2 separate regions of the Homo sapiens genome follow, and region 1 is linked to region 2. Evidence: chromatin loops called from intact Hi-C (ENCODE). Cell type or tissue: endothelial cell of umbilical vein. All regions are shown on one strand. Each heading gives the region's core, and the rest is flanking DNA. Links, peaks and the distances in the headings are about the cores only.

Evidence for each region. Peaks named below come from ENCODE experiments on the same cell type or tissue, not always from the same donor. Only the 100,000 strongest peaks of a DNase experiment are listed, where the experiment ranks them.
Region 1: a loop joins it to region 2, with 6 times the contacts of the local background. A loop is called at or near these places in 1 of 110 quality-filtered maps.

Annotation. Positions count from the first base shown.
Region 1 is chr2:197,818,661-197,834,068 of GRCh38, forward strand. All of the region lies in intron 1 of PLCL1 (phospholipase C like 1 (inactive)), which reads left to right. Among named protein-coding and RNA genes, the nearest start is that of PLCL1, 22 kb to the left of the region's middle. In endothelial cell of umbilical vein, for the core only: no CTCF peak of the experiment used is centred there; DNase peaks (open chromatin) are centred at 9,161 and 10,261; H3K27ac peaks cover 1,010 bases.
Region 2 is chr2:197,920,128-197,935,535 of GRCh38, forward strand. The region is part of intron 1 of PLCL1 (phospholipase C like 1 (inactive)); the gene reads left to right. Among named protein-coding and RNA genes, the nearest start is that of PLCL1, 120 kb to the left of the region's middle. RefSeq lists an enhancer at 9,218-9,512. In endothelial cell of umbilical vein, for the core only: no CTCF peak of the experiment used is centred there; a DNase peak (open chromatin) is centred at 9,334; H3K27ac peaks cover 619 bases.

The DNA of each region.
Region 1 (15,408 bases), core at 8,446-12,445, 100 kb before region 2:
CCTGGCCAAGAGATAACTCTTAAGTGTAAGATTGGACTGGTAATGGTGGCGGCATTTAACTGTCTCCTTCTCCACCAAATCTCCCCATAAGTTCAGACTGGTGTCTTTCTGTCTCTTCTTGAAAGACACTGAGTTACTGGACCATCAGAGCCCCTGATGCTCTCCTGTTTGTGGAGAAAGAGGACACTGTAGAAGACATCCAGTCCTCTTGCTGCTGCCCCACCCAAAGAGGTTTCTTGGGTGAAGAGACTCTGGTAACAAAAGGCTGGGACAGGGGCTGGTGAGGGATGGGAGGGAAAAGGTCAATGTTCATGCCAAATCTCCCACACCAGGATAATAAATGTGTGGGGAAGAAGGGCACTATAGGGAATAAGCAACTTCATAGAGAGTCAGCCTTTGGATGCCTGCCTCACAGAGAGAACCAGTGGTCAGTTCAGTGTTAATTTGAGGAGTAGAGAAAACCAACCCAGTGGGGCCTGCAACATCCCTATGAGGCCATCCTATGGAGAGACCTCGGCTTCATTTCATCCTCCAGCTTAAGACTAGAAAGGAAGTGTAGCAGGGAAGAGAAAGGGAGAAGTGGGTAGAGTAGACCCACCCCCAGCCCTAGCCACTAAATCCACCATTCTAGCTTGCCGTGGGGGCTGCAAAGTAGAGAAGACCTTGAATTAAACATGACATTGAAATTTTAAAGTGAGCAAGACTGAGTAAGGACTCAAAAGAACCCTTCTGATAATGGAAACAGAATGAAACACTATGGAATCTGAGTAAGCTATCAGTAATAACTGGAGTATAGAGAAACAGAGAGGATCTGAGAATGAGCAGTTAGGGAAAAAAATATATGTTTATACCACAACTTGAGACTGCTTACTTATTCAATTACATTGTTATAGAATTGGAGGGCTGAATGGGAGCTTAGAGACCATTTTCCAATTCTACCCTTTCATTTTACTAAGCCGGCTGTCTACTATCACTCCCATTCTTTCAGAGAATCATTAAAATGAGATTATTTGTGATAATTAGATAATGTAATTAGAATTGTTTATGATACCAGGGATAGGTAGTGGAGGTTTCTTTCAAGCGTTCATGTTATAGAATAATAATGAGCACACCATTGTCAAGATCTTACAATATCTTCAATTCTTACAACAGTCTGGGAAGACATGTAGCTATCATTATCACTTCCACCTTAGAGATGAGGAAGCCAAGGCTCACTATTATGCATGTGTGTGTGTGTGTGTGTGTGTGTGTGTGTGTGTGTATGTAGTAGGGTTGGGGGAAGGTATACTTTTACTCTTCATTTTCTTTTGTCTTCCAAACCTGCAACCTGAAAAAACGAACAATGATTTCAGAATATATTCATCTGGCTGGAATGGAGCTGAGCAGAAAAACAAAAGTTAAGGTAGTTAAACCCTGGATTGTTTTGCAATAAAAGCAACCACCGTTTATTGAGTTAGGTGCATATATGTTATTTCATTTAAGTTGGAAGTAGGAAGGATCTAAGAAAAAGCAATGGATCTGAAGTAGTTGTTTTGGCACAACTCCTAGGGCTGGGTTTTGGGCTTCTGACTCTTCAAAACTTACATGTCAGCAACCCCAAGTATTAGTTTCTTGTTGCTGCTGTAATAAGTTGCTACAAACTTAGTGGCTTAAAACAGCACAGATTTATTATCTTATAGTTCTAGAGTCATTTATTGTGTTCCTCTGTGCATTGTCAGTGTAATGGGGTATGTATGCCAGCCTGTATGGCAGTGTAAGATATTAAAATAAGAACAAAGCCCAGTTTTCTTAGCACTGCTTGTATCAAAGTGTGATTTCCATATAAGCTCACATCATAGGGAATCAGTTGCAATCTGGTTTCATGGATAACAAGACCAGGTTATGGAATATTTTTCATTGCATGAAGCCTGTTAAAAGCCAGAAGAGAAAAGCAATACTTTCTGCTGACATTGGGATCAACTGAGAATGTGGTGGGCTTAGTGGTATTAAATAAGATAAAAAGTTGAAATCAAAATTTAAAACTGTCTAGATGTAGATATTAGATATTTATTTACATAAAATGAAAATTCTGAAGTGGATATTTTTGCTGTTCTGAACTTCTTCAAGAAAAATCTGGAGAAAGCAAAACTGTGATTTAAGTTCTTTACCCACTGTGCCTAATACCTTACTATCTTTTAAAGAATTTGCTTTTTTACAAGCTACAGAAACATTGCTCTGAAGCTTCGTATGGACATTAAAGCTTAACTGTGTTTATCTGATTATGTTTGAAGCCTTTCTGTATTCTTATTAATGGTTTCAATTTTGATATTTAGGTCTTACATTTGAAAATGGCTTAAGCATTTTAAAGATCAAGTAGATGATTAAGGTAGATTATTTGTCTTGTCCCTGTAAGGATCACGGTGCTATAACCCACAAGGACTGTCTTTGTAGTTTTCTTCAAGTTCTCTTTTTTCCCCCTATCATTTGGGTCTTTTCCTTTATAAACCATTCTGTTTTTCAGTGTTCAGGAAGTATATCACTGGTGGTGGTACTCAGCCCTCCAAAGTATTGTTTGCTTTAGATAGTTGGCTTGATCTACATCTGAACTTAAAATTTCACTATAAAAATCTTTTTTAAAGGAGGAATTTAGCTGAGAATATTTATACATGAACTTCTGAGCTTTTGAAGTGAAGAGGTCCACTCTCCATATTTATAAATACTTTCATCTGATGGGAGGCTATGTCGCTCTGACAAAGAGATCCCTGCACATAGTGGCTCAAACAAGATAGTTTATTTCTTTAATAAGCAACACTAAGCAGGTTATTACAAATCAGGTAGGTGTCTCTGCTCCGTAAAGTAATTCAGGGATCCAGATTTTTTGCTCTTCTTTTTGGGCCACCCCTTAAGATGTTGGCTTGTCCCTTTGATGAAAATGGCCTATCACCACATTTGCCTTCTATTTCATAAGAAGGGGGATGAGGAAAGTGGAGAGCAATTAGTTTCTTTTTAAGGAAGTGACCCATAAGTTTCACATGCCACTTCTGTTCATATCCCACTGGCCCATTGGCCCAGTGGTCATATGGCCATACCCAGCTGCAAAGAAGGCTGGAAAATGTAGTCTTTATCAGGATGGCCATGTGCTTAGGTAGAGATTAGGAGATTCTATTGGTAAAATGAACAAGAGGAGACTGTAAGTTTTTGTTAAGGTTAAAACAGTTAGTCGTGGGATATATTCTTAATTTGGAGAAGGGACCAAAGTGTTTTGTAATAGGAGGGAATCAGACATTATTCTGTTTTGGGGTTCACATTGTTTAACCTGGTTAGGAAAATTGACCAGAACACGGCTCATGTGCTACTAGGGTCTGTCTGTATGAGCCAGTTGGCTTCAAAATGATGTCTCACAGACATGGACTGCACTTTTTATCCTGACTTTCAAATGTATACCATATGTGAATCATAGATAAACTCCAAGCAAGAACAACTTAGGATGCCTTGAGTAACTGTTGTGTGCCACATGCTGTCTGAAAGATCCTGTGGTGAACTTTTAGGAGAGCCTTTGGAGGTCATTTTGCAGTTAACCACACTAGGGCAGGAACCCTTCTAGATGTGCAGAATTTGCTTCCAGTCAGCAGGGAGTTGCCTCCCTTACTAGGGAGCCAATTTCATTTTCAGTCTGCTTTTGTCGTTTGAAAAAATTCTTACGTTGAGCCCAAATCAAGTTATTCTCTGACACTTTCCTTAGGCAGTCCTATTTCTACCTTCAGGAGCTATAAAGAGTAAGTTTAAGTTCTCACATGACAGCTCTTGACATATTTGAAGGGAGTTACGTGGGTGTCTCCTCCCACACTCCCACTATAATAAATAACCCCTGACATTTATTGGGTGCTTACCATGTTCCAGACACTGTTCTAAGCACTTTATGTGTATTAACTCTTACCAATTCTTACTAGTCTTATGAAGTAGGGACTGTCTACCCCATTTCATGGATGAGGAAGTTGCAGCACAGACAGGTTAAGTATTTGCCCAGATTCACACAGTAAGTGGCATGTTCTGATTTGTCAGTGTTTCATTTGAAATGGTGTTCCTAGGCCTCAACACTGGTTGCTATGCCAGATGCACTGTGGTCCACTGTAGTGGGCTGTTTTACCTTCCTTCTTTTGGATCCTGTATTTCTACAAATGTAACCATCAGGAGAATTGTTTTTCTGGAAAAAAATACATATTCCATTGACCACAGTTCAGCAAAGTTGTCTTTATATTAAGACACTATGCTCCTGAATTTGAGAGGATATGATGAGTTCACCAAAGGTAGGCTTGATATGGCAGCTGGATTCAATTTAATATGATGTATAAAGCCGTTGTACTTTTCTTCAATAGGGAAGCAATTATAGGTAAAAATCATAGGTAAAAAATCAGTTAAAAATGATTTTCTATTTTTCCTTTTAAGAGATGGGCTCTCCAGGCTGGTCTTGAACTCCTGGGCTCAAGTGATCCTCCCATCTTGGCCTCCCAAAGTGGTGGGATTACAGGCATGTACCACTGCCCCCAGCTTAAAGATAATTTTCTTAATAACTATGTGAAACAGTAGAAATAAATTAGGGATTAGGAGAATGGCTAGAAGTTTCTAGAATTAAGTGCTAGATCTAAGAGGTGGTATAGCACTACCATTAAAAGGCCCTAGAATTGGACTGCCAGAATTGGAATACTGATTGTCTCTCTCTATATATATATATGTGGTTGGTGGTTTTTGGGAGGATTTAAATGAGAGAATTCATGTAGAGTGCTTACCTAAATGGTTGATACAAGGTAGATAGTCAATGAATGTTAATTATTATTATTTGGAAATAGGAAAATAAAATCTGAGGCTAGTTTTGAAAGAATTGTCAGGACTTCTCAGATATGAAGAAATAAAGAAATAGTAATTCTTAAGACTTTGATCATAGAGGGCTTTGAATAAAATGGTATGTTTGAGTCATGGAGCAAACCTTGTCTTTTGGCTGCCATATCTAACCAGGTTGGAGTTGTGATGGTCATCTTTCTGGTAGATGGGGCAGTTCCAGTGTCTCTGTTCATATTGGTCATCATTGATTTTCTCTAATTTCTTGCAGTATTACAAAGAAAAATGCCCAGAAACTTTGATTTGAGTTGATATAGTAAGTAGTTACTTGTTTTACGCTTCAAATTTCTTCCAAAAAAGTTCTGTAAACCACTCCTCAGTATGTATAATTGTCACTCTCTCTGTTCTTTCTTGACAAACAAAAGCACAATTTTTACGAAAGGGTCAAGTTTGTTTAAAAGTGGTCTCCACTTTCCTCAAATTCTAGAGTAAAAGAATGAGCTATATATGAATTTAGCATAGCTCAATTTAATTCAGCAAATGATTTTTAAGTACTTACAGAATTTGACACTATATTGTGTCCTTGGTTTTGATATATTTGTGTCCTTGGTTTTGGTCATTCTTTTATCTAAAATTTCATATTAATGAACAATATATAATGGTTTTTTTTCCTTGCTTCAAGTTGATTGAAATTTTAGAAAAGTCCTCATAATTCTCATCTTGACACAAACTCAGACTTAAGAGACACCTAAAACTCTGTGAAGGCATCTGTTAGAATAACTTTCTTAACTTGTCCAAACTGATTGCACCTTACAATTCAATGACATCTTTGAATTTTGCTTTTTACTGAGCAAAAGTCCTGTTACAGCTGATGACTTCATACTCCTTTTTTTTTTCACCCTGGAATTATGGCCATTTTGGTAAAATTTGTGCTATATGCAAAACGTGAATGAAAACTTAAGTATTTAAAAAATCAGTCTGTAATCCAAACACTTTGGGGAGCTGAGGTGGGAGCATCACTTTAGCCCAGGACCTCAAGAGCAGCCTGGGAAACATAGTGAGACCCCATCTGTACAAAAAATACAAAAATTAGCCAGGTGTGGTGGTGCATGCCTATAGCTCCATTTACTCTGGAGGCTGAGATGGGAGGATTGCTTGAGCTCAGGAGGTTGAGGCTGCAGTGAGCTATGATTGTGCCACTGCACTCCAGCCCGGGCAACAGAGCGAGACCCTGTCTCAAAAAAAAAAAAAAAAAAAAAACATGTCTGACTCCTACTCAGATATTCAGCTTGTTTGTTTATGAGTCTGTCTTTCTTGTTAGACTGTAAATTCCTTAAAAGCCAGAACTCTTTCGAGCTGTTCAGTTTTGTGGTCCAAAACGATGCTCTGTAAAGGCAGGGGCCTTAAATAAGTAATGACTGGTCTTAAAATAAAACCTTAAAATTAAGGAAAGGGGTGAACCATAAAATTGGCAGCTATTACTCATTTTATTATAAGTAATAATTTGGTTAAGGAAGCAATATTGCCTTTTTTTTCTGCAGGTTTTTTGACCAAGCATGCTGAAAATCAGAGGTGTCTCTGGTTTTTTGCCTTAGGTGTTTGTCACCTGCCAGGTTCTCGTGGGTAAGACACAAGTCAGTGGGTGGAGGAGGATATAATGAATATAACATTTTTCTGCTTCTTTCTTTATACCTATTAGATTTAAACATAGCTTTCTTTATGAAAGCATTCTGAAAGAATTGGAATTTTGGCTGTAATCTTTGTGCAAGCCAATCATGGATTCACTCTGAAATTCAGCTGCTGTATGACACTGGACCCAGTCCTAGTACCACAGTAAAATGGAGCCAGTGTTCCTGGAAGTTTTAAGGCTACAAGCTCTTTCAGTAGAAGGCATAGGCAGTATTCTTTTAGCTAATCAGCTATAACCTTGATTTTCACAAGGATGATATAAGTTAGAAACTATCCTATAAACAGTGGGAAATTACAGTGTCTCCTACCAATTCCATGAAGAAAGGGACCACATTTTAGACTTTTCTTGCATCTTCTGTAGCTCCTACTAAGTGCTAAGCATGTACTTGATTTATCTCCCATCTCTCACCCAAACTAAACCAAGACAACTCATTCTCTTCTACCTTCCTTAAGGGAATCTTGCCCTGAGTTAATGTAGTCTACCATTGCTAGGTTCGCTTTCCTTAACAGGAACTTAAGTCTTTGAGAGACAGCGTGGGCAGGTAAGAGGACACAGATTTGAGAATTTGATCTGGGATCCTGGAATCTCATTTTTGCTACTTTCTAACTGTGTGATCATAAAATTTTTCCTGAGCCTCAGTTTCTTCATTGGTAAAATGGGAATTTTAATGCCTATCCCACAAGTTTGCCATAAGGCTTGCAGGTGAATAATGCAATATATCTGTTATATATTTTAGAAATATTTTAGGCTGTGCCTAAAAAAATGGACTTGACAATCCATTTATCTAGCAGTTCCTCTAATAAAGACACTGTCCATTGGCTACTAATGAAAAGTCGGTAATTCACTACATAATTTTACGACAGGGTCTATATACTTTCCTAGCAGTTGTACCTGCCAGTATTTCCTTCTCGGAGGCTTTTCACTGAGCCTCACAACAGCAGTGGACTGGTGTATGAGAAGCAGTCCTATCGGCTGCCGCTATCTCTTAATCAAACCATGTATGACATGTATTTAGTCAGACTACCCATCTGCTATCTTGAGATACCTCGTTCACAATAGCATAAGTGAATGTTTGTGAATATGGACCACATCTGGCATGGGTGGCCTATCATCTACCTACGCTTCATCCTGTGAGATACAACTAAAATGAAAACAATGTTCTTTAGGTGATTATATATAAAGGAATTTCTTAATTCTGATAGATTTTGACTCTTTCCTTCAAATATTGAAAATTGAGTTGATATATAATTGATTTATATGTGAAGATGAGGAAGAATGTGGACCTTTTCTCTTACTATTTAATGTTTTATGTTAAATCTTTAAATGTATGCTTAATATCTCTGTTGTGGATCCAAGGCCATTGAAATTTAACTCTACTAACAGCCTTTTTGGCAATGCTAATCAATTCTTTTTACACTATAATACATTTGGCAAAGTTACTTTTAATGACCGATTCGTTCATTCATCTGTTCATTGATGCTTCTAGCATTCATGACAAGACTATATTTGCAATATAGAGATTCGAAGGTGAGGCAGACATGCACAATACCCAATGTATTAAAACTGTAAGCCCAAATAGAATATAGGTGCTGTAACAGAAGTATAGTATAGAGCTGAGCTCCAAGCCAGGTGCTTAAAAATGTTTATTGAATGAGTGAATATACCTAGGCCTGGATATCTGTTTGCTGGATATTTCCAAGTTCCTAGATTTTTCCTTCTCGTTTTTCATCTCATGAATAGCACCACTATCCTCAGTTGCCCTTGCTAGCAATCTGGATGTCATCTTTGTCTCCTTTTTCCCCTCTTCTATCATATCCAATGTATCACCATGTTTTCTTGGGTCTACCTACTAAATAGTTCTCACTGCTACACTAGTTCAGGCCACTAGCTTGGCCTGTATCATTGTGGCATCTTCCCACATGGTAGTTCTGCCTCCAGCCATTTTCTTTTGCCTGATTAATTCTCCAGAGTAGTAGCTAGAGTATTATTTCTAAATGGCAAATCCAACTGCATCATTTTCTTCCTTAAAAGTTTTTGATGACTTCTCATTGTCCTAGGAATAATGTGCAAATCCCTTTACGTGGGTCAGGAGGCCCAGTGCAATGTGGAGCCCGCTTTTTCTTCCAGTTCCAATTCCTACCACTTCCTACTTCTCACATTCCAGTTTATGAGATGACACTGTGTGTATATATGCATATAAATATATATGTGTATATATATATATAGGCATAGTGCCCTGCTCATAGTTGCTCAATATATGTTGGCTATTCTTATTTTTCTAAATGTGCTTTCTTCGAAACTGGCACAGCTGGGAAAAATGTTTTTAGGAGCATTAAACAAGGGAGATTGGAAGAGAGAGAAGCTCAGAGTCGACAAGAGGATATAATCTAGGTGTTGTCAACAAAGTGGATATCATGATAAAGGTTAAAAAATAAATCCATTCAACTTTTGAAAAACGTATTTTTGGGTTGGTTTTGAAAAATAATTCAGTGTAGCATTAAAAAAGTACTCTGTTGGATCTTAAATTTATCATTTCCTGAGATTATGATCTAGTTTAGAAAAGTTGCCAGATATTCGCTCTTCAAGATTTACATTGTTTTCCAAAGTCCCCCAAATGGTCATAGCACTGTTGTTAAGTGTTCAGTTGGCTACAGAATTTCCTTAAATTGTGATTTTTAGTCAATGGAATATGATGACTCACAGGGAATGTAACTGTTTTCTGTTTTAGCTTACTGATCTTTATCTTAACATGGTCAAGAGTCTATGTTTCTATTACTCTCACAGATTAGCAAATATGTTTTTTATAAGACATGAAATAAAATATCATTTTGCTAACTTTTTATTGTCTAGTATTACAAATACTGTTGATAACTTGAGATTGAATCATTTAGGTCATGTTTTAGAGATGAATAGAAAAAAGTTTGTTATTATAGTTTTTCTTTTTCTTTTTATAATTTGGGTTGGAAGATTCATTTTCATTAGTTTGGAGTAAATAGATCTTTTGTAAATATCAGTATTTCACTGGTGTTTATATTAATTATGTTTTATTTGATAAAACCATTTGCAAGAGGTTGGTTGGTTCACGGGATAACTGTTGTCAAATTGCTTTGAAATAGTATAAATGCCACATAGAAAACTTATATTATTGAGACGTTTTGATGATCAAAATTACCTTTGAGTTCAAAACTTGTTTTACTAACAGTAAAAAGCACAAAACATTTTATTTAATGTCTTTGTGATTTTAAATTGTAGTCAAAGTTTTGATTTTTTGCTAATTCATATATCTATATTAGATTACAGAATTGTTATTTAACATAGGATTTAAAAATTCTTATGCTTGGATTATTATAATTTAACAATCAAGTGTGGCTTTTGAAAAAATATTCAATAATGCTAATTTTGAAGTTTAGAACAAATCTTTTAAAACTTATACCTTTGCAATGTCAAAGGAAATTTTGTAAAAGTATCCATATAGTGATGTGAAATATGCTTATGTGGGCAGAAACTTGATTGCTGAGATCAATTTTATAATTGTATACATAAATCCATAATCGAATATTCCAGTCATTGCCATTTGGGTAAAAGCAAATACTAAAAGCTGTTATGTCCCCTTAGGAAACATATCAAGAACAGATTGAAACAGAATGTCTTTAACTGTCTTAAAACAATTCCATAAATGGTTACCACTTTAACTCAAAAGTTAGGAATCCTCTTGAATCCATTGCAGTTCTTTACACAGGCTGCCAGCTGATTGTGTAATTACATGCCATATAGCACAAAGCATGATTTATGACACTATTGTTATGGTGTGCTCACTAAAAATAATGAAAAATAGTAAGTATAGTATTAGCAGAGTTGCTGTAGGTGGTTGCCAGACAAAATGCAAGGCATGCAGTCAAATTTGCATTCCAGATAAACAGTACATAAGTTTTTAGTACAATTTAGGCAAAATTATTTATTGTTTATTTAAAATTCAAATTTAAGTGAGCATCCTGTGTTTTTATTTGTTAAATCTGGCAACCCTAGCTGTATGTGATTGGGTAGACTATAGGTAATAGTAAAGAAACAGATTTTTCTAATGAAACAGAATTTCTTCCCTAAGTTCCTCCAGAATCAAATAAAGAATATCTTGGTTACCCAGCTAGTAAATCATATTTGAAGCTAGTACGTGAACTTAGAGAGCTAGCTTTAAGAGCCGTGCCCTATCACCACCTCTCATATTGGTGTTTGTGAAATTAAAAGTAATTCAATTGCAACATTACACACTATTTCATACTGTATTATGTTGAATTTATGCATCGTTAAAATTATTAAAATCCATTTTTAAATTTTATGTTAAGAAATTAACTTATTTAATAAATTAATTTTCTTCTTTTTAAAAGAGGCATTTTTGATGAGAATTTTCAAAAAACATGTAGATTTTTGCTGTTCTATTATAAGTAGTATTCATTAGTTTCACCAAATGTTTTTGTTTGCTTTATGATTAATAGTGATTTGCCTTTCATTTTCTTGTTAAGGCTGAATTACTGTGTTTGTGCTATGCAACTGGGAAGCAGCCATAGTTTGGAGTGGCACATTGCTCTGGTTGTTTCTTTAGCTTGGCTGGCCTTGGTCTCTTCTGCTGTAGCCATCAGTCATCCAGTGCTCTTTGCATGCTATGGGACATATTTTTTCCCATGAGTGACAGTGGTTGCCTTTTATGACTTAGCCCTCATTAATAATTAGGCAGGGATTACATATGAAATCTTGTAATAATTCATGATCTACATTTACTCATTTACAAGTATAAATAAATGAAATCTAACAGTCACAAAATACCTTGAAACTGGAACCTCTTAAATATAAAGATGAAAACATCACATCGTAAGCCCCATTAGTTAAAAATATGCTTTTGAGAATGGTTAAAATGACTTAGCTGAAAATTCCAAAAACCAGAATGCCCCTTCTCCTCCAAAGGATCACAACTCCTGGCCAGCAAGGGAACAAAACTGGATGGAGAATGAGTTTGACGAATTCACAGAAGTAAGCTTCAGAAGGTGGGTAATAACAAACTCCTTCAAGCTAAAGGAGCATGTTCTAACCCAATGGAAGGAAGCTAGGAACCTTGAAAAAAGGTTAGAGGGATTGCTAACTAGAATAACCAGTTTAGAGAAGAACATAAATGAACTGATGGAGCTGAAAAAGACAGCACGAGAACTTCGTGAAACATACAAAAGTATCACTAGCCGAATCGATCAAGCAGAAGAAAGGATATCAGAGATTGCAGATCGACTTAACTAAATAAAGTGTGAAGACAAAATTAGAGAAAAAAGAATGAAAAGGAATGAACAAAGCCTCCAAGAAATATGGGACTATGTGAAAAGGCCAAACCTATATTTGATTGGTGTACCTGAAAGAGATGGGGAGGATGGAACCAAGTTGGAAAACACTTTTCAGGATATTATCCAGGAGAACTTCCCCAACCTAGCAAGACAGGCCAACATTCAAATTCATGAAATACAGAGAATACCACAAAGATACACCTCGAGAAGAGCAACCCCAAGACACATAATCATCAGATTCACCAAGGTTGAAATGAAGGAAAAAATGTTAAGGGCAGATAGAGAGAAAGATCGGGTTACCCACAAAGGGAAGCCCATCAGACTAACAGAGGATCTCTCTGCAGAAACCATGCAAGCCAGAAGAGAGTGAGGGCTGATATTCAACATTCTTAAAGAATTTTCAACCCAGAATTTCATATCCAGCCAAACTAAGCTTCATAAATGAAGGAGAAATAAAATCCTTTACAGACAAGCAAATGCTGAGAGACTTTGTCACCACCAGGCCTGCCTTACTAGAGCTCCTGAAGGAAGCAGTAAATACGGAAAGGAAAAACCAGTACCAGCCACTGCAAAAACATGCCAAGTTGTAAAGACCATTGACACTATAAGGAAACTGCATCAACTAATGGGCAAAATAACCAGCTAGCATCATAATGACAGGATCAATTTCACACAAAACAATATTAACTTTAAATTTAAATGGCCTAAATACCCCAATTAAAAGACACAGATTGGCAAATTGGACCCATCAGTCAAGACCCATCAGTGTGCTGTATTCAGGAGACCCATCTCACATGCAAAGACGCACATAAGCTCAAAATAAAGAGATGGAGGAATATTTACCAACCAAATGGAAAGGAAAAAAAAAGCAGGGGTGGCAATCCTAGTCTCTGATAAAACAGACTTTAAACCAACAAGGATCAAAAAAGACAAAGAAGGGCATTATATAATGGTAAAGGGATCAATGCAACAAGAAGAGCTAACTATCCTAAATATATATGCACCCAATACAGGAGCACCCAGATTCATAAAGCAGGTTCTTAGAGACCTACACAGAGACTTAGACTCCCACACAATAATAGTAGGAGACTTTAACACCCCACTGTCCATATTCAACAGATCAACGAGACAGAAAATTAACAAATATATTCAGGACTTGAACTCAGCTCTGGACCAAGCAGCCCTAATAGACATCTACAGAACTCTCCACCCCAAATCAACAGAATATACATTCTTCTCAGCACCACATAGCACTTATTCTAAATTTGCCCACATAATTGGAAATAAAACTCCTGAGAAAATGCTAAAGAACGGAAATAATAAGAAACAGTCACGCAGACCACAGTGCAATCAAATTAGAACTCATGATTAAGAAACTCAGAACCGCACTACATGGAAACTGAACAACCTGAATGACTACTGGGTAAATAACAAAATTAAGGCAGAAATAAATAAGTTCTTTGAAACCAATGAGAACAAAGACACAATGTACCAGAATCGCTGGGACACAGCTAAAGCAGTGTTTAGAGGGAAACTTATAGCACTAAATGCTCACAGGAGAAAGTGGGGAAGATCTAAAATCGACACCCCAGCATCACGATTAAAAGAACTAGAGAAGCAAGATCAAACAAATTTGAAAACTAGCAGAAGACAAGAAAAACTAAGATCAGAGCAGAACTGAAGGAGATAGAGCCACAAAAAACCCTTCAAAAAATCAATGAATCCAAGAACTGTTTTTTTGAAAAGATTAACAAAATAGATAGATGGCTAGCCAGACTAATAAAGAAGAAAAGAGAGAAGAATCAAATAGACACAATAAAAAATGGTAAAGGGGAGATCACCACCGATCCCACAGAAATACGAACTACCATAAGAGAATACTATAAACACCTCTACGCAAATAAACTAGAAATTCTAGAAGAAATACGTAAATTCCTGAACACATACACCCTTCCAAGACTAAACCAGGAAGAAGTCAAATTCCTGAATAGACCAATAAGTTCTGAAATTGAGGCAGTAATTAATAACCTACCAACCAAAAAAAGCCTAGCACCAGACAGATTCACAGCCAAATTCTACCAGAGATACAAAGAGGAGTTGGTACCATTCCTTCTGAAACTATTCCAAACAATAGAAAAAGAGGGACTCCTCCCTAACTCATTTTATGAGGCCAGCAACATCCTGATACCAAAACCTGGCAGAGACAAAACAATAAAAGAAAATTTCAGGCCAGTATACCTGATGAACATCAATGCGAAAATCCTCAATAAAATACTGGCAAACCAAATCCAGCAGCACATCAAAAAGCTTATCCACCACAATCAAGTCAGCTTCATCCTTGGGATGCAAGGCTGGTTCAACATACACAAATCAATAAATGTAATCCATCACATAAACAGAATCAATGACAAAAAACACATGATTATCTCAATAGATGCAGAAAAGGCCTTCGATAAAATTTGGCCAGGTGCGGTGGCTCACGCCTGTGATCCCAGCACTTTGGGAGGCCAAGGCCGGCAGATCATGAGGTCAGGAGTGAAACCTTGTCCTTAATAAGGATACAAAAATTAGCTAGGCATGGTGACATGTGCCTGGAATCCCAGCTACTCAGGAGGCTGAGGCAGAGAATCACTTGAGCCCGGGAGGCAGCTTCAGGCTAAAAACTCTCAATAAGGTAGGTATTGATGGAACATATCTCAAAATAGTACGAGCTATTTATGACAAACCCATAGCCAATATCATACTGAATGGGTAAAAGCTGTAAGCATTCCATCTGAAAATCGGCACAAGACAAGGATGCCCTCTCTCACCACTCCTATTCAACATAGGAAGTTCTGGCCAGGGCAATCAGGCAAGAGAAATAAATAAAGATATTCAAATAGAAAGACAGGACATCAAGTTGTCTCTGTTTGCAGATGGCATGATTGTATATTTAGAAAACCCCATCTTCTCTGCCCAGGATCTCCTTAACCTGCTAAGCAACCTCAGCAGTCTACGGATACAAAATCAATGTGCAAAAAATCACAAGCATTCCCATACACCAATAATAGACAAACAGAGAGCCAAATCATGAGTGAACTCCCATTCACAACTGCTACAAAAAGAATAAAATACACAGGAATACAACTTACAAGGGATGTGAAGGACCTCTTCAAGGAGGACTACAAGGAAATAAGAGAGGACACAAACAAGTGGAAAAACATTCCATGCTCATGGATAGGAAGAATCAATATAGTGAAAATGGCCATACTGCCCAAAGTAATTTATAGATTCAGTGCTATTCCTATCAAGTTACCATTGACTTTCTTCACAGAATTAGAAAAAACTGGTTCAAATTTCATATGGAACCAAAAAAGAGCTGGTATAGCCAAGACAATCCCCAGCAAAAAGAACAAAGCTGGAGGCATCATGCTACCTGACTTCAAACTGTACTACAAGGCCACAGTAACCAAAACAGCATGGTACTGGTACCAAAACAGATATATAGATCAGTGGAACAGAACAGAGGCCTCAGAAATAATGCCACACATCTACAGCCATCTGATCTTTGACAAACCTGACAAAAACAAGCAGTGGGGTAAG
Region 2 (15,408 bases), core at 7,411-11,410:
TCAAAATTTATCAGTGGTCCGTCAAATTAAACTTTTGAATATGAAACATTAATCACAATGCTGTTCAGAATGGCACAGCTATTTCTGCAGGGGAGAGTGAAAGGGACAGCTGTTCCACAGACTGTCTCAGAATGCTCATTGGAAGACTTGTGTGTATCATCTTTCTCTCCAGTGCTTTTGATGTTGAGTGGTTTGTGAAACATGAAGAAACTGGACACTACCATGTAGCATGGGATGCTACATCAGTGACAAGCAGAGGACAGAGTGCCTGAGGAAGACTGAGATTTCTTTCTTGGAATTGGAAATTATTACTATTTTTCTAGCTCCTTTGAAATGGTAACTTCATATTTTGAAAAAATTATTAACCAAATGGCTGCTTCATTTTATTGTAACATTTCTGATGAGTGAAACAATTGAAATTAATGGAATGATTGCAAAATAGAGTAAGTATATAATAACATATGCAAAAGTACCTAAGGTTGCTTGCATAGGTTTATGCTGCTCAAATTATTATAGTTCTTACAGACAGTGTCTAGTGTAAAAAGATACACCTGCTGTGGTCTTGTGCCCTCTGAAGAATATATATAGAACTAAGGGTGAAATGACTTGGCATATTTTCTATAACTTTGTTGCAGCTGTTTTCCAAAAGTGGGCAAATATCCAGCATTATTTGCAAGCCAATGTAATGTTCTTTGCAAACCATGAAAGCCTTTCGTATTTTGATTTATGAGCAAGTTAATTTCCCAGCTCAATGAGAAAGGCCATGGAGATGAAATTGAATGTATACTTATGCCTTTAGTATCTAGTGATTGTACAGTCATGTGTCGCTAACGACAGGGCATTGTTAGGCGATTTTGTCATCATACAAACATCATAGAGTATACTCACATTGACAGACTTAGACGGTGTAGCCTATTACACACCTAGGCTACATGATACAACCTATTGCTCCTAGGCTACAAAGAATGCAGCATGTTACTGTACTAAATACTGTAGGCAATTATAACACAATGGTATTTGTGCATCTAAACATATCTAAAAATAGAAAAGGGACAGTAAAAAATACAGTATTATAATCTGTCATATATGAGGTTGGTTGTTGAACAAAGCGTTATGTGGTACATGACTGTATTTCTTCTGAAAATTTGGTTTATATTGAATGATAGCAAACCAGCATCTATCAGTTGCTGAGTGTTACTTATAATGGCATGGAACCTATGAAATAGGAAAACAAGAGGCACCTCTATTAATTAATAGGGGTCCTTTTCAAAGTTTCGGGTGAAAAATTACTGGTTGTGGTAAGAATGTATGCCTTGATTATAAATATTGGCGTGGAAAAATGTCCTCATACTTAATTCAGGCGGATATAAGCTTTTATAGTTGAATTAAATAAATGGATAAAAGTTCAAAAAATACAAATCAAATTTAAATAAATAAATAAATAAGCATTTCTTTACCTAATACTTGGAGAAACAAGCATACCTGTACTTACCCACCAAAATCTCTATTTTCATGACTTAATTTCTATGCACACTCCACTCTTGTTCCACCTCTGTACCTTTGATCACACCGTCTCTCTCACCTGACATACACTTCTTTGAGTTTAATGTACAACAGAAACTGCATATCTTTTCTGAAATATCAGAAAACTGAAATCCAGTTCACACTGTTATTTCTCTCATCAGAATTTTTACAACTCTTTTACTGGGTATCTCATAATATAACAGTCATGAAAACTTGTGTTATTATCTTTATATTTAATGTTTCTATATTTTCTCCTTTTGTATTTGGGTGGTGTTAGTGAAGGAAAGTGCCCTATCTAGCAGAATTCTAGGTACAGATAGAGACAAGTGCAGGTTGATTGATAAATTCTTTTTTTTTTTTTTTTTTAAATTTATTTTTTTATTGATAATTCTTGGGTGTTTCTCACAGAGGGGGATTTGGCAGGGTCATGGGACAATAGTGGAGGGAAGGTCAGCAGATAAACAAGTGAACAAAGGTCTCTGGTTTTCCTAGGCAGAGGACCCTGCGGCCTTCCGCAGTGTTTGTGTCCCTGATTACTTGAGATTAGGGATTGGTGATGACTCTTAACGAGCATGCTGCCTTCAAGCATCTGTTTAACAAAGCACATCTTGCACCGCCCTTAATCCATTTAACCCTGAGTGGACACAGCACATGTTTCAGAGAGCACAGGGTTGGGGGTAAGGTCACAGATCAACAGGATCCCAAGGCAGAAGAATTTTTCTTAGTGCAGAACAAAATGAAAAGTCTCCCATGTCTACTTCTTTCTACACAGACACGGCAACCATCCGATTTCTCAATCTTTTCCCCACCTTTCCCGCCTTTCTATTCCACAAAGCCGCCATTGTCATCCTGGCCCGTTCTCAATGAGCTGTTGGGCACACCTCCCAGACGGGGTGGTGGCCGGGCAGAGGGGCTCCTTACTTCCCAGTAGGGGCAGCCGGGCAGAGGCGCCCCTCACCTCCCGGACGGGGCGGCTGGCCGGGCAGGGGGCTGACCCCCCCACCCCCCCACCTCCCTCCCGGACGGGGCGGCTGGCTGGGCAGAGGGGCTCCTCACTTCCCAGTAGGGGCGGCCGGGCAGAGGCGCCCCTCACCTCCCGGACGGGGTGGCTGGCCGGGCAGGGGGCTGACCCCCCCACCTCCCTCCCGGACGGGGCGGCTGGCCGGGCAGAGGGGCTCCTCACTTCCCAGTAGGGGCGGCCGGGCAGAGGCGCCCCTCACCTCCCAGACGGGGCGGCTGGCCGGGCGGGGGGCTGACCCCCCCACCTCCCTCCCAGATGGGGCGGCTGGCCGGGCGGGGGGCTGACCCCCCCACCTCCCTCCCGGACCGGGCGGCTGGCCGGGCAGAGGGGCTCCTCACTTCCCAGTAGGGGCGGCCGGGCAGAGGCGCCCCTCACCTCCCAGACGGGGCGGCTGGCCGGGCGGAGGGCTGACCCCCCCACCTCCCTACCGGACGGGGCGGCTGGCCAGGCTGAGGGGCTCCTCACTTCCCAGTAGGGGCGGCCGGGCAGAGGCGCCCCTCACCTCCCGGACGGGGCGGCTGGCCGGGCGGGGGGCTGACCCCCCACCTCCCTCCCGGATGGGGCGGCTGGCCGGGCGGGGGGCTGACCCCCCCCACCTCCCTCCCGGACGGGGTGGCTGCCGGGCGGAGACGCTCCTCACTTCCCAGATGGGGTGGCTGCCGGGTGGAGAGGCTCCTCACTTCTCAGACGGGGCAGCTGCCGGTCGGAGGGTCTCCTCACTTCTCAGACGGGGTGGTTGCCAGGCAGAGGGTCTCCTCACTTCTCAGACGGGGCGGCCGGGCAGAGACGCTCCTCACCTCCCAGACGGGGTCTCGGCCGGGCAGAGGCGCTCCTCACATCCCAGATGGGGCGGCGGGGCAGAGTCGCTCCCCACATCTCAGACGATGGGCGGCCGGGCAGAGACGCTCCTCACTTCCTAGATGTGATGGCGGCTGGGAAGAGGCGCTCCTCACTTCCTAGATGGGATGGCGGCCGGGCGCAGACGCTCCTCACTTTCCAGACTGGGCAGCCAGGCAGAGAGGCTCCTCACATCCCAGACGATGGGCGGCCAGGCAGAGATGCTCCTCACTTCCCAGACGGGGTGGCGGCCGGGCAGAGGCTGCAATCTTGGCACCCTGGGAGGCCAAGGCAGGCGGCTGGGAGGTGTAGGTTGTAGCGAGCCGAGATCACGCCATTGCACTCCAGCCTGGGCACCATTGAGCACTGAGTGAACGAGACTCCGTCTGCAATCCCGGCACCTCGGGAGGCCAAGGCTGGCGGATCACTCGCGGTTAGGGGCTGGAGACCGGCCCGGCCAACACAGCGAAACCCCGTCTCCACCAAGACCAGTCAGGCGTGGCGGCGCGTGCCTGCAATCGCAGGCACTCGGCAGGCTGAGGCAGGAGAATCAGGCAGGGAGGTTGCAGTGAGCCGAGATGGCAGCAGTACAGTCCAGCTTCGGCTCCGCATGAGAGGGAGACCGTGGGGAGAGGGAGAGGGAGAGGGAGAGGGAGAGGGAGAGGGAGAGGGAGAGGCCCCCTTACATTTTTGCACGCAAGGCAAGTGCTTCACTAGCTTTACCCTAGCCGTAGGCCTGATCTTTGAAAATCAAGACCTTGTCTCTGCTGCAGCTTCAATGTCTTTGTTCCTCCTGAGCAGGCTCTGATTGATAAATTCTTAATTGAGAGCAGTCATATCACAAATACACAAACATCTTTTCAGGTGAACCCTCCACTGGTATTGACAATGGAGAAAGCTCTGAGAAATTCACCTTTAGATTTGAGTTAATTTGAGTTGTGGTAAATCTTAGTAACAACAACAAACAGTAGCACTAAAATGTATGTAGATGCATTAGGCTAAGTATTTTATGTGTATCACTCTATTTAATCTTTACAACAACCCATGAGCAATACTATTATTATTGATACAGCACTTTATAGACCAGGGAACTGAAGTACAGAGGGCTAAACTTGTTTAATGAAGCGCTCACAGGGTCGAGACCGGCTCCAGTTCACTGTTGAGCACTGTGCAGGCCTGCCTGTCAGCACAGGGAGAGCAACAGTTGAATTTAGCATCCTTCTTATCTGGGGGGGTCATGAGTAGGAACGTATTCATTATATTCTGAGGACTTAAGTGGTTGACTGAAAACCCAGAGCATTTCAGGTATTACATCTAGAGTTTTTAACGTTACATTTAGATATTACATTTAGGGTTTCCATAATATTTGAGAATAATCTAGAACTGATCATAGAATAAAGTGAAAGGAATGCAAATTTCTAGCTGATTCCCTACCCATTTGTTGAATAAATTCGGGCAATCAAACAATCTGAAATGTAGCATAATATTATGGCTTTGGTTTTTAAGATGGAAAAAGTGATTTATAAATGAACAGATTAAGAATCAGTTTTTTACTTTTCCTGATGGGCTTTTGTGGACACTGTTGTAGTTCTCAATAATCTTGAATTTATGAATGTGCCGGCTAGGAAATTATCAACACCACATGCTGTTTCCCACACTGAAAACTTTTAAGTATTGAGAAAAAAAATCTGTATTTATATGGGTGATAAAGTGAAAAATATAAAATAAAATTTTCAGAGTTGTGAGGGATTTGTTTATGTGCTATAGAAGTATATTGGAGAAGTTTTAAAAACTGGTTGGTTAAAAAAAATCAGTTAGCTTGAATTTTGAGTGGGGTGTTTCAGTTCTAGCTAGTGGATTGCTTAATCATCAACATTCAGCTTCTGAGAAGAAATTTCTTCCCAAGTGAATACAGTAGACTCTTGGCTTTCCCAGATTTAACATTTTCAGTTTCTATTATTTGGGAATGAACTTTAAGCTCTTCAATGTGGTGATTTGTAATTGGGTCAAATCATAAATATGACAGTGAGAATGCAAGACTAATTTGTTGGAGCCACTCCTAGCCAAGGAGAAAGCCTGTACCCACATCTTCTCAAGTGTGTATCTTATGGAGGAAATCATATGTTGTAGTGGTATTTACAAAAGCCTGAGGACATCCATCATAAATGTTAATGGTCTGCTAGTTGTACTTAAACTACAACTTTTCTCCATGCACTCACTAACACTCCCTCCCTCCCTCCCTCCCTCAGACCTCCTCTACACCAGAGCCTCCTGCCAAACCTTCCCACACCTTTGTCATTAACCCTTTTTATTTCAATCTCTCTTTTAGCTGGAGACCTGATTTTTCTACTCAGTTTTAAATGCTCTTAAGTATCATATTTTGTCACTCTATTTGTAGCACATCTGTCCTTTCTTCTGGATCTTAAATACATTCTGAATGAAATTCAGTCTTGTTTTGAAGGTCAGCTTTCCTTCTATTCAAACCATGTTTGTCAGTTATGGCTTTTGGTTTGTCTTTGAGGGGGTCTTGTTTTCCCTCTCATCTTTATGAATCCTTACTTGCTGCTCTGCAACATGTGTAAATTTCTTGTTCACAGCATGTCAGCAAATAACTTGTCAAGCTTCAGTGGCTCACTGTGATTTTTTTCTACCTCCAAAGAGTATATGAGTAGATTCAATAACATGCTGTAGAGCCCCAAACCAACCCTGTGGGAGAGGTCAGAGTTACCCTCAGATTTTGTAGTAGAGACTCAGGAATAAGTAGTGACACATAGACAGAAAACATCAGAATGTGACAAGCAATGGCTGAACCCACTTGTGGATTTTGCACTGCCATTTTACCTCTTTAGGCAAAATAAGAGGTTTCTGTTTCTGAGCCTAGTCTATTCCCTTAGAACCTTTCCATGTTATCCTTTATCTTTATGCAATGTTTCCCATATGTCAGCCATTCATGGCCATTCACCATCCCATTTTTTGTTATGAGCTTTCAAACTCAAATTATAATTTACGTGATATTTAAAAAATTTGTCTCTTTAACTTTGTATTCATTTGATGTTGCCTTTTCTAACCGTGACCATAAATAAAAACCCACTATCACATGGCACAAACATAAATAAGATCAAAAGTAGTATTTTTATCATTTGTCTACTATTGGCCTGCGCATTTGCTGAAACTGCAGCCTATTGTTTCTTTCTTGAAACTGGGGAGTAGGAAGCCTTCTGGTTATCAGTTGCTGCAAAACAAGCCACCCAAAACTTAGTGGTTTAAAATAATACTTTATTACTATCACTCACATTTTTGTGGGTTGACTTGGCTATCCTGTGGTACTCGTTTGGGTTTGGCATGAGGTTTCATTTGACAGCTGGGGCAGGGATTATCTGAAGGCTTGATTGGGCTGGATGTTCATGGTGGTTGTCTTATTTGGCTGGGCAAGGGCTGCTACCTGTTAGCTGGGACCGCCTGAAGCTATTTCCTGTAGTGCCTACACGTTGCTTCTTCATATGGTTTGTCATCACATGTGGCAGCTAAGTTCCAAGAGTGAGTGCTCAAAGAAGTCTTCGTGGACACTGAGGTTTCTTAGGATCTAGGCTCTGAAGTCCCACAACATCTTAACCACTTTCTATTGATTTAGTCTAGTTCAGATTCAAGGAAAATAGTAGGGAAGAATTTGTGGCCATCTTTTTATCTATCACAGTTATTGTCAGAGGGGTGTTAAAGAATAGCAAACTTAAATGTTCTTTGTGATGTAATCAGAGGGATTGAAAGAGAACTGAAAGGGGAATGGCATTCTACCATGTCATTTAATGTTATTTAATTCTGTCTCCATTCATTGCTTTAACTCATCTTGGCACCACCAATGTCAGTGAGCCCCTCCTCAATGTATTCACCCTCTTCTGTGATGCTTCATATCTCTTTCCTTTGGGATTTCAAGAAGAATTTGGTTGATATGTTCTTCTATCATTTTGAGGGTTACCTTCTGTCTTTTCCTAATGCTAAAAATACAAAGAAGAAAGGTAGAAAAGCAAAAGTAGCATTGTAATGAACAAAATTAGTGTTTTCAAGGCAAACAGCCAAGTATTACATAAGCCAACTCACAGGGCATTTTTACAAAAATTCTGGAGAAATGGCTATGCTGGTTTCCAGATTTAGAAACCTCTCTGGCTCACTTGAAAGGACTACTTGGGAGGAGGGATCCTATCACTAGACACCTTCCTTCATGGGTCAAACTTTTGATTCAAGTGTGCATGGGTGAGATACTAAGATGAAATAATTTGAGTGTCAAAATCTATGTTTATTATGGAAAATTTTAAGGTTATATTGTTTCTCAGGAATAACCCAAACAGACACTGATGACTAGCATTAGTGACGTTATGGCCAGATTATGTGAAAATTGACAAGCAAATATGGTGTAGTTTTCCCCTCTTTTAGGAAAAGCACAAAGAAGGATCCATTTTGTGAAAAATGCACAAACTCTTAAGGTTAAATTTAGAACCAAGGGTCATTTTTAAATGAAGTTTGATGGTATGATTTTTTTGACTGGTATATTGCTTTATATCTGCATCTAGTCATTATATGCATATATTTCAACCAAAGGTATACAGTTTTAGAAACTTCCTTTCATCAAGTTTCAATTTTTCCTTTTGCATTTATTGCTCAATACATGATTAGTCATGAGTAAGCATCCAGAATGATATATGTATTAGCTCTTCACTTTGGACAAGAAATTTCTTCCAATTTATATAATCACTCAACATGACTTAATTGTCATGGTTAAATCTCCTTGACTCTGTACTCAGTGGCATTAAGCAAGCAAATGTTGCTTATTTTTCACTAAGTACTAACTATGAAGAGCTGTTAGGAGCCTCTAGGAAGTTAACTTACATGAAAATTCTCTCTTGACCCCATTATATTTTTAAAGAAGTATAGATACTAGCCAATGCTGGGACTATGTCTTAGATAAATATTCAAGATGCTCTGAGTGGAATCTGTGCTAACATTATTACCACTGGTATAGTTTTTGCTCTGAAGATTTATGAAATGGATTATTATTTTGAAAGTGTTAAGCACTGTTAGGGGACTCTCTTTTTTTTGACTTGGACTGGATCCCACAATTCTAAAAGTATTTATGAAAACAATATGATGAAATGTTAATGATGGAAGTGTATCCTTGAACTTTGATTTTAAAAAGGTGTTAAATCACTGATGAGTCCTTGTCTTCACCTTTGCTTAGTTCCAAGATTAAACTCAGTCATAAACATGATATTTATAAAGAGTTTCTCATAACTTAGATATTACAATAGTAAATGAAGCAACAGAATCGATTCACAATTATGTATACAACTCAGTACAACAATTCAAAAATAAATATGCCTAGAAAAATACCTGGAAAAATATACCACCATGTCAATAGTCATTGCCTTCTGTTTGGATTATATTGTTTCCCCTTTGGTAATCTTTTTCTTTACACTTTTCTTTAATTTTTTCAACTTTTCTATAATGAAAACATTTTAGCATTGGCATGTGTCACTTAACTAAATGAGATTCTGTGATTGCTAATGTATATGCTTCAGTGAATTGTTAGTTTTTAAATTATGTTAATGAATAAACAGTTTCCAGGCCAGTCATTTTCTAGCCTCATTAATGCCATAGTGACATTTGTTATACTGTACTGAACGATTTTATATAAGAGACTTGAGCATTCTTGAATTTGGTATCCTTCTGGGGTCCTGGAACCAATCCCCCATGGATATGGAGGGCCGACTGTAAACGCCTTCTCCTGATTTGGGTTTTATACATTTGTATCAGCAGTCTTATAAACACCCTAGAAGGAAGCTCCACCTTCCAGAAGATGAGGCAGCATGCTCCTTAACTGTTGAATGAAGATTCTTTCCTGTTTCCACTCTTTGTTTGGTGGGCAGGAAGGCTCCTGCTCTTCAGTTGGAAGTGGCTGCAGCTGTTATTAGCAGATAAGCAGGAGTGGCCTGGCCATTTCTGTGACTCACAGTGACTTAGTGGGATTCATATCAAGAATTCCTTCCTTTTCTCTTGACAGTTTTCAGGTACTTCAGAAGGTTAGGTAGAAGGGATATGAGTGATTAAGATATATTTTATAGGAATAATTGAAAGCTGGGCATTTGATGTGTTTTGATTTTAGAACAGAGTACTGGACAGCTTCACATTTGGATTCTGGGCAGGTATGAATTCTAATGAGAGAGTTAAAAATAGTGCTAGGTAACTAGTAAAGTAAGTGACACAGAGACTTTCCTTTAGTTCTTCGTCCATCTTTGTTTCTCATTCGTTGACTTGCATTGCCTCATCCTTTATCTACTCTATCAGTGTGAGGTTATAGAATAATAGAGAGAAAAAGAAAACAAAAATAACATACTTAATTTCAATTTATTTATTGAATCAAACATTACCTAAAGTTGTTCTTTTGACATTTTTTCTCCTGTGATACACAGATGTCTCACTGAGTATCAAATAGTGAGAGGGAAAAAGATTCCCATGGGGTGAATCTGCATGGAAGAGTGTGCATTAATCTGTGCAAATGCCTACTAATCTTGGAACTTCTGAAGTAAAGAAAAATCCATTACTACTGCTCTATATAAATATTAACAACCTAAAAGTAACTTAAGTGATCTGCAATGGAATATGTGCCATTTAGATCTTTTAACTACTTCACACTTTCATAAGACTTACCACATATCCCAACCTCCCACTTTAAATAGACGTTTTTGAAAATATCAGTCAAGGAGAATCTTTAATTACTACATTGCTTCAGGGAAACATACAATTTTGGTAATAAGAAACACTACTTCAACAGATCTGTTCTTCACAAAATAGAGTACATGCAAATGATATGACTGAACTCAAATTCAGATGTTTGGCAGTTGAGCTATTTGGTGAAATGTCTTGAGGGAAAGATCTTTGGGTTCTTTTATACTTGATGACTTTAAATCTGTGAAAACTAAGGGGCTAAAATAAAATGAAATAACTGGGTCTTTTGTTTTTCTTCTTAATAGTTTATTGTGTAAAGAGGCCTCGTTTTCCTACTATACCTTATTCTTTGATGCTTTTCATTTCCTTGTATGTTTTGGAAAAATAATGTATGTTCATAGAACTCTAGGCACCATACAGCGACAATTGGTCAGGCCTTCTGAGCTGCAACACACTGCAGATGTGAGGAAGAATTGTAATCAGTAGGTCATCTGCCTGCATAATTTTCAGGGAGCCATCTTGCTCCTACCAGGACACATATGGAGGGGCATGTTTGCAATTTTATTAATAACATTTTTAACTCACAAAAGTTCCCACATAAGGAGGCCAGCACTGTCAAAGTTCTTTTTTCTATCTGGGAAGGGCTTATTTGGTTTATTGTGCCTTCTATGATCTTGTTTTCTATAAAGATAGGCTGCTAAAAGTGGTAGACAGTTACTCTTTACTCTATGCCCTATTCTACATCAGTGCTGAATGAGCAGGGGCTGTGGACAGAAGGTCATGAGGGAGGGGTCAGTTGGAGGGTGGCAGGGCAGGTAAGTGAAGGGTTTGGGCTAAGTCACATTATATGCTCACCCTCTTAAGTTTCGTGTGGTAAATTCCAGCTGGAATAAAAATAAGAGCCACCTTGATTGGGAAAAGAAACTGGGAGGTGTCTCGGAAGGGAAGATAGAGCCTAAGAAGCAGTATCTATTGCTAGCAAGAAAGCCTGGGCTCCCTTTGCCCCCATAAAAGTGTTTAGATCTGGTCGGTGAAAGTCAGACTTAAACTTTCCTCACCCACCTCAGAGCAGCATTCTGGAATAGTTGCTATCATTTATAGTGCTCTGAGGATATTTCAGGTTTTGTTTTTTTCTTTAAAGGATAAAGTCATTGATAGAACTATAATTACAAGGAGGCTCAGCTGTTGCTGTAGGTGGTAACAACTTATAAGGCAGTCTACACCGGCTGATCTTCAATTAAATTATTCATTTCTGCATGCAAATTCCACCCATTCTTTTCCTTTTTATGGCAGAAGCTACCAGTACCTTTATACAAATGATCTTGGTGGGGTTCCTGTCTTCCTGTTTGGAGATGGCCTTATTGAGTATGATTCAAGAAATAGACAGACCTCTTGCCTTCCTCATACCAACCTACAACCATCCAACCAACCAACCAACCAACCAACCAACCACCCACCCACCCACCCACCCACCCAACCATCCAATCACCCAACCAACCAATGATCTAACCTTTTCATAGGACAGAGGCCTTTATTCCCAGTTTTAAATTCAGTGGGAAGCATAAAGGACTATGATAAAATTATTTCTTGAATGTCTTATTACTACACAGGTCAGTTGAACATGAAAGGGGAAGTGGAGAGGTTTAAATTGTTAAGGTTAAAATTGTCAAAATTGGAGGGCTGTGGTCATTTTACATAATTTACATATGTATATTCAATTTTGTTTAAGGCTAGATTGTAAAATATCCTGCATAGAGCAGAACTGGACTATTTTAAAGGAAATTCTTTTGAATGGGTAATGAGCAAGACATGATGTGACCAAAGGACCTGAAAAACTGCCAATTTCTCAGTTTTAGGCTTCTGTGATCTTCCCCATACTTTCTCTGTTGGGTCATTGCTACTCATATTGATTGCACGGTCCTCTGATACTCACTCATTCCACAGTTACCATCTGATGAGATGTGGCTAGTTTCAGTGCTCTGATTCTGTTGAATGAGATTATGCAGTGAACTTGGGTATTTTCTTCAGCTTGTGATGGTTTAGGAATTGCTGTCTAGGACCTCTTTTTATACTGCACTGAACACAGTTATTTCCCATTTTGAGGTACTTACACTTTTTTGACAACTATTTTTTAAAAATTTAATTTAATTTTAAGTTCTGGGACACGTGCAGGACGTGGAGGTTTGTTACATAAGTAAACATGTGCCATGGTGGTATGCTGTACCTGTCACCCACCACCTAGATTTTAAGTCCTGCATGCATTGACTATTTCTCCAGATGCTCTCCGTCCCCCTACCCCCCAAACCCAGCAGGCCCCAGTGTGTGCTGTTCCCCTCCCTGTGTCCATGTGTTTTCATTGTTCAGCTTCCGCTTATAAGTGAGAACATGCAGTGTCTGGTTTTCTGTTCCTGCTAACTCACTATTTTGCATGTGTATAGAAAGGCGTTTTTAACTTACTTCAACTCAAGATCAATTTCTTAGTCACCTACTATGCACAAGACACTATTCCAGGTATTGCAGGAATTAAAAGGTAAGTGAGACATGGGCTGTGGCAGTAAATTGGTATTAAAGCAGGATTGGGAGATGGCATTCAGAATGGTGAAGAAATAGGAGAGCATGTTAGGTACTTCACTGTGAGTGTTAAAAGGAAAAAGAGATCACCTGAAACTGGGAGGCATCCTGATTTGCTTAGGTCTGCTGGTTTTGTTTTGGTGAGGTTTAGGGCCAATCAACAAAAACAATAAGTTAGAATTTCATAAAGGAAATAGTTTAAAGTATCTACTCCTAGAAACAAAGTATGTGTGAGAGGAGCAGTTATTGGCTGTCTGCTTTTTAAAATGCTTGCCCTTGACTTAAAGGTATGAAAAGAGAATTTTAAAAAATTTCAGTGAGTGTGGTGGGCACTATATCCTAGTTGATTCTTAATTATTCAGGAGCTAAATATCAAGTTGGAGAATTATCTAAGTTGTTCTCTTTTTCTCTTTCTTTTATTCCTGACTCCCATCTGATGTTTGTGTTGTTTCTTTTTTTTTTCTTTTCTTTTTTTTTTTTTTTTGAGACGGAGTCTCTCTCTGTTGCCCAGGCTGGAGCGCAGTGGTGCGATCTCGGCTCACTGCAAACTCCACCTCCCGGGTTCACGCCATTTTCCTGCCTCAGCCTCTCAAGTAGCTGGGACTACAGGCGCCTGCCACGACGCCCAGCTAATTTTTTGTATTTTTAGTAGAAACGGGGTTTCGCCGTGTTAGCTAGTATGTGTTGTTTCTATATACTAATTGCCTCAGAGCTGGTAGAAAGGAAATAACAAGATTAATAGATTAATTGCAAATCTTTAGCTATATTAGTTAAGGAAAAGGCTGTGATATTTGGGCAAAATGAGGGTAATTGGTGAATTGACTATTTGTTCTGGTTCATTATCATCGTGGATAATTGAGAGCTAATGGAAGTCATTGGAACTGGGCCTGCAGGGTGATTTAAGATCAGAATGTTTCTTAAGGGTGGGAAGAAGGTTCTTGATGTGATACAGTACAGAGCTCTTTCTTATTCTATATTAAATGCTCATAATGGTAGACTGGATAATTGTCTATATAATAATTGTCTATATATATATAATGGCCTCTATAATAATTTTGTAAAGTCTTACTTTCTTCCTTTCTATATATTTTTTGGGTACAGTATTTAAGTTACTGAGCTTAAAATAAACTTCCTGAAAGAGTAATCTGGGTTAAAAATGGTTATAGCTGCAGAAATACATACTGTGAATTGCTCCCGGAAATCTGTACGGCAAATGTAAGAGCATTTTGGCTCAACACACTTAACTCTAATGCATCTCATCCAATTAGAGTTTATGGCAACTGTCATTCAATATTAGCAGCTATACTTAAAATATGAGTGTTTTAAAATGATTGTGTTTATGGTTTCTTTCTTATCTCAGTAAAAACAGTTTGGTTTGCCAGCAAGTTTTTTTGTTTGTTTTTTGTTAGGTACCTTCTAGGTTGTAAATGGACAGGAAGCTGTCTATCAAGAGATTTCTTTCTTCAGCTCTTTTAAAAGTAGTGTGAGCTGGGGATGATATATAATATGATAAAATACCTAATGGATCCCTGAATCCACTTTCATTGAGTTCATGGAAGTTTGTAAATGTGCAGCTGTAGTGGCAGAGTGTTTATCAGTGCTGAGAATATCACTGTTCTTGCTTTTGACTTTGTGAAGTCGGCATATTCACATCCACAACGCCTTTCTTGTAACCATAGCAACCAAGACAGAAGGTTTCTTTTTTTCTCTCTCATATTCAAAAGCACTATTAAGATGATAGATTTTATTTGAATGAGGTATTTGCAGATAAGAGAGGCATAAACTTAAATTCTGACCTCTGGATAAGTTTTTTTTTCTTCGTTAGGAAAGAAAAATATTTTATAGTTGACAAAAACATTTTATAGGTGACAAAAATTGTATATATTTATGGTATACCAAGTAATGTTTTCATATATGTATATGTTGTGAAATGATTAAATCAAGCAAATTAACATATCAGTCACCTCACATACGTATCATTCTTTGTGAGAACATTTAATATCACTTTTACTTCTGTACAGCAAAAGAAACTATCAACAGAGTAAACAGACAACCTATAGAATAGGAGAAAATATCTGCAAATTCTGCATCTGACAAGGGTTTAATATTCAGAATCTAAATGAACTTAAATTAACAAGCAAGAAACAAACAACTCCATTAGAAAGTGGGCAAAGGACATGAACAGACACTTTTTCAAAAGACGACATACACTCGGCCAACTAGCATATGAAAAAATGCTCAACATCACTCGTCATTTGAGAAATGCAAATCAAAACCACAACGAGATACCATCTTACACCAGACAGAATGGCTGTTATGAAAAAGTAAAGAAATAACAGGTCCTGGTGAGTTTGCAGAGAAAAGAGAACACTTATACACTGCTGGGGTGGGAATGTAAATTAGTTCAGCCACTGTGAAAAGCAGTGTGGCAATTTCTCAAAGAATTTAAAACAGAATTACCATTCTGTATACACCCAAAGGAATATAATTAATTCTGCCCTAAAGACTCATGTATGCTTATGACAACAATATTCACAATAGCAAAGACATGGAATCAACCTAAATGCCCATCAGTGGTAGACTGGATAAAGAAAATGTGGTGCATAGACACCATAGGATGCTATTAATATGTAACCATAAAAAGAACAAGATCTTGTTCTTTGCAGCAACATAGATGGAGCCAGAGGCCATAATCCTAAGTGAACTAATGCAGGAACATAAAACCAAATACTGCATAT